Regions from separate parts of the Homo sapiens genome. Here region 2 is linked to region 1. Evidence: chromatin loops called from intact Hi-C (ENCODE). Cell type or tissue: PC-3. All regions are shown on one strand.

The links. Hi-C counts contacts between places; a loop is a spot of excess contacts. Peaks named below come from ENCODE experiments on the same cell type or tissue, not always from the same donor. Only the 100,000 strongest peaks of a DNase experiment are listed, where the experiment ranks them.
Region 2: a loop joins it to region 1, with 12 times the contacts of the local background. A loop is called at or near these places in 47 of 110 quality-filtered maps.

What each region holds. Positions count from the first base shown.
Region 1 is chr6:16,408,716-16,411,215 of GRCh38, forward strand. All of the region lies in intron 6 of ATXN1 (ataxin 1), which reads right to left. Among named protein-coding and RNA genes, the nearest start is that of GMPR, 170 kb to the left of the region's middle. In PC-3, a CTCF peak has its summit at 1,176 (motif pointing left); DNase peaks (open chromatin) are centred at 1,196 and 1,466; H3K4me3 peaks cover 651 bases; H3K27ac peaks cover 632 bases.
Region 2 is chr6:16,750,187-16,752,686 of GRCh38, forward strand. The region is part of intron 2 of ATXN1 (ataxin 1); the gene reads right to left. Among named protein-coding and RNA genes, the nearest start is that of ATXN1-AS1, 9.7 kb to the right of the region's middle. In PC-3, no CTCF peak of the experiment used is centred here; DNase peaks (open chromatin) are centred at 55 and 1,285; H3K4me3 peaks cover 1,761 bases; H3K27ac peaks cover 2,500 bases.

The DNA of each region.
Region 1 (2,500 bases):
TTGAACCCAAGTGTGTTTAATTCCAATTTTAAAAAACCTGTTTTTTAGAGTTGAGGTCTCTGTCATCCAGGCTGGAGGGTAGTGGCATGTTCTTAGCTCACTGCAGCCTCAATCTCCTGGGTTCAAGCGATCCTCCTGTCTCAGTCTGCTGAGTAGCTGGGACTACATGGATGAGCCATCATGCTTTGCTTAATTCCAAAATTTAATTCTTACCTTGGCACCCAAGAGGGTGTTTGGCACACAGTAGGTGCTTCATAAAAATTGGTGACTGAACAAATAAAAAGAATACATGGGTTCTAAGGTTTAGTCAATCAAATGGTGCAATGAGCCTCATTCTTCACCTAAACTGGTTAAGTATACCTCAGTCATTTAACCTAATAGAAACAGTCATTATAATCAAATAATGTCACAGGATCGATATTTCCTGCTAAGGAATAAATGACTCGGACTTGCTTTGACATTTATTTTCTAAAACTTACTCAGTTTTGCCCCGATATTTATACATCAGCAGGAGATGGTTACCCCGAGAAGCTGCTCTGTTCCACACAATTGCCTTAGCGTCTGTCCTCTTTATGAAACTAAAAAAAAAAAACCACAGTAACTGTAGTTGTTATGAGCACCAACATTTTAAGTCTAATTAAAAATTTGACTTGCTGGCCAGGCACCGTGGCTCATGCCTCTAATCAAAGCACTTTGGGAGGCAGAGGCAGGTGGATCACTTAAGGTCAGGAGTTCAAGACCAGCCTGGCCAACATAGTGAAACACTGTCTCTACTAAAAATACAAAAATTAACCTGGCGTGGTGGCTCACGCCTGTAGTCTCAGCTACTCGGGAGGCTGAGGCAGGGGAATAGCTTGAACCTGGGAGGTGGAGGCTACAGTGAGCTAAGATCGTGCCACTGCATTCCAGCCTGGGCAATAGAGTAAGACTAGGTCTCAAAAAAAAAAAAAAAAAAGAACTCGACTTGCCGTTTATGCAATTTCAAAAGCTGGCTTTTGTAGGTCTAAAATTGTTGTAAGACAATTTTAAAAGCTTCCAGACGTGCAGAATCTGGGGCTCTTCTTTGCCCCCCACCCCACAGCCTCACATGTCTTGGTTTGCGGCTTTTAAACAGCGAGTTCTAGAGAAGTTCCACAAAACTGTGCTCCACCTGCTGGCCTTCTGGGGAAGCTGCGTCTGGGCTGATGATGCTGGTTGCGGGTTGAGCGAAAACAAGGAACAGATTTGAGTTTGTCCAAAGCATGCTTGGTACTTGAAAATTAACCCTTCAAGACTGGGCATGTGTCCAGTGATGCTCTGAAGCTGGCAAAGATGAGCATCAAATCACCAGACGTGCATGGAGAGCATGAGCTGAACGACCGTCGTGATAGGCTTGGCAGAGGATGAAGCAGAGGGTGGCACCGGAGCCCTACCTGGGTGCTGGCACTGCCTCGGCCTCTTGCTTACTATGACGCCGTGTGAATCACAGCATCTAGCGGCCCTCCTTCCCCCTTACTATGACTTCCAATTTTGAAATACTGTGACTCTGCTGTGTACTTAATTGACATCTCTTTCTGAAGGAATTTACAATCCAGTTGATGATGTAAGACCCACTATCATAAGCCAATTAGAGAACCAAACAAGTGCTGAAGGGACCCCTATGGAGGCAGAGAACCTGAAATGAACAGTGAAGACTAAATCTGACTTACAAAGGTGAGGAGCAGGGAGTACATTTCTTTCCTAATGCTTGCACTGGGATTTCTGACGAATACCTCAGAGGCTATGTTGGGCTTTTTCTGATGTAGCGATATTTTGGAGATTATGGTTCAACCAGTGATTTGTCTAAACCTGTTTGAGGATTCTTTCTAACATATCATTCCCTTCCCTACATAAAGATAATATGCAAAAAATCCAAAAGGGTGCAATCATTTGTTTTACTAGAATCTTCTTTATGTTCTAAAGTCTTAATCATGCATTTCTTTCAAATTGTGAGCCTCCAATGAACTACAAGCTTGTCAGAATTACATCTATTCAGGTCATATACAACATCCGTGGAGCAAAGTGAATTTGAAGTTAAGTCTCCTCTTAGTGTAGCAGTACGTATTTTGAATGAGAACGGCCAGTGCTAAAGATGGAAAATAGGTGGGTGGCCAGGCACAGTGGCTCACGCCTGTAATCCCAGCTCTTTGGGAGGCCAATGCAGGCGGATCACTTGAGGCCAGGAGTTTGAGACCATCCTGGCCAACATGCTGAAACCACGTCTCTACCAAAAATACAAAAATTAGCCGTGTGTAGTAGCACATGCCTGTAGTTTCAGCTACTTGGGAGGCTGAGGCAGGAGAATTGCTTGAACCTGGGAGGCGGAGGTTGCAGTGAGCTGAGATCACACCACGGCACTCCAGCCTGGGTGACAGAGTGAGACCTCTGTGTCAAAAAAAAAAAAAAAAAAAAGAAAAGAAAAGAAAAGAAAAAGATGTAAAATAATTTGAAAACAAAAGCCTAAAGATGCTTGCTGAAATCA
Region 2 (2,500 bases), 340 kb after region 1:
ATTTCAGAGAGTTTCTTCTTTCCCCTGCCTGACCAGGAAGAAAATAACTGCCTTCCGGTAGCTCTTATTCACTTCCATTCCCACAGCACCATGCAGTAGTTTTAAAAAAATTCACAATGAATAAATGAATGAATCATTTCTTTACATAAATAGTGACTGTGAACAAGTTAGGTCATAACTTGCTATAGCTGTATCATATTTATAAAATAACTAGAACCAGAAAGAACTATAATGTAGGTTTAAGAAAAAAACTGAATGAATATAAAAGAGTACAACATGAATGATACTATTTTTCTGCCTACGTTGAGCCGTCAATCGTGAGGACTGTAATGAGGCCATTATTGATGCAAAATGTTTAGATAATGCTTATAAGCTTTCTTTAAATGCAATCATAGAAAATGTCAGCGCTTAAAATTCAAGGTGACTTTGCGCTACTTCGTCAGTATTTTAGTATTCATAAGACACTTAAACTTGCCTAACATATTATAAAAACCTAGGTCTCTTCTCAATAAGCTGCCCATATTGACCAAGAGATATGACTTTTTGCTGCCTGTTTTTTCACAATAAAATTCTTGAGATATTTCTGTTATCACAAATGACTCCCTTTCAACACCACAGGTTAAAAAAAATGCACGTGTACTCAACCCATTTGCAATTAAACTATTTCCCCAAAGATCTAAATGTGAGGATTTTCAGCCTAGCACATAACCGTTAAAATGAGTATCATCCCTAAGAGATAAAGTAGCAGTAAGACACTCTACCTTTTTCTTTTCTTTCCTCTCTTTTTTTTTTTTTTTTTTGAGATGGAGTCTCACTCTGTCGCCCAGGCTGGAGTGCAGTGGCGAGACCTGGGCTCACTGCAACCTCTGCCTCCAGGATTCAAGCGATTCTCCTGCCTCAGTGTCCCAAGTAGCTGGGATTACAGGAACCTGCCACAATGCCTGGCTAATTTTTATATTTTTAGTAGAGACAGGATTTCATCATGTTGGCCAGGCTGGTCTCAAACTCCTGACCTCAAGTGATTCACCCACCTCAGCCTCCCAAAGTGCTGGGATTAAAGGCATGAGCCACTGTGCCTGGCCCACCCTACCTTTTTCATTCAGCTGACACTTGTAGATCTTAAGAGGCTTACCTTTGCATGTAACTTTAGGTTACATTTCCACTTAAAGAACACCTCTCTAATCCACAGCCAATAAAATGTAAGGAATCCAGTTCCATATTTTACAAGAGTATCGTGTCTGTGATGACTCTTCCCTCCTCCACCTTGTCCCCCACTGGGACTTTTTTGGCTGTTTTTCCTGAGGCATAATACTTCAGTCACTCAGGTTTTTGTTTATTTTTACTCAGACCACAAATAACCACATTTATGCATGCAATTCATCAGTTCATTTTACAACAATCTAAAAAAAAAAAAACCACACATGCATCCCATCAGTCAGAGAGTTGTGATAAATTCAGAATTTAAAATTCAGCAAAAACAAATAAAAGGCTCCTTGGCTTTGCAGAGCCGTAGATGTCTACAGGGTGGGTCCAAAGACCAAGGTCCAGGTATATTTACATATTTCTAGTCATGTATGGTTCAGGAGCAACCATCATAAAACATGACCATAACAATCAACCTGTTGAGGGATAAGTTACTTGATAGCATCTGTTAAAAGATACAAACCATACACCAGGTACTATTCTACCCACAGTATATCTACTATTTTACTCCAGTCCATCCTCACAGCAGCCCTATAAGAAAGTTCTAATATTACCTCCATCTTATACATGAATAAACTGAGGCATTGAAAGGACATAGGACTACTCAAGGTCATAGTGGCAGCTCCAGATCTTAAGTCCAGATGGGTTGATTACGGAGCTCCATGCTCTTATCTAAGATGCCAGAGAATTTATATGTAACTTAAAAATTGGCTCTTACGGTAAAGAGGCAGCTCTTTCTTCAAAGAAATCTGGTCAATTATTGTTTAAATGAACCTGTTATAAAGCAAATATCCATCTACCTCTTGAAAAATGAGTTTTGAAAATTCAAATTTTCAAATGGGAGATTTGCTAAAAGTAGAATGAGCTTCTCACCAACTAAGTCTACAGAACATAACTTAGGAAGAGTTGCTGGAAGACCGGCCGACCCAGGGGTTCCCAAACCTGTGGAGCATCAGTGCCTAGACAGATCAATGATTCCAGCAGGAAACATTCTGATTCATCAAGTCTAGGGTGGAGCTCCAAATTCTATTTTTTTAAGCTCTCCAGGTGATTCTGTTGCCTAGCCAGGCTTGGGAACCTCTAATCTAGTCTGTCTTCACAGTTTCAAGCAGGTCCATTTCCAAGGCAAATAGAAATTGATCCCCTATTTTCTATTTCACAATCTCCCTTGGTTACATACACTCAAACCCTTGTGTTCCCAAGCCCTTACTGCCCCAAGTTCTAGCAAACCTCTTTTTCCTTCCTGATTTAATTTGAGGCAATATCCTCTGGCCCTTTCTTCAATAGAGAACCATGA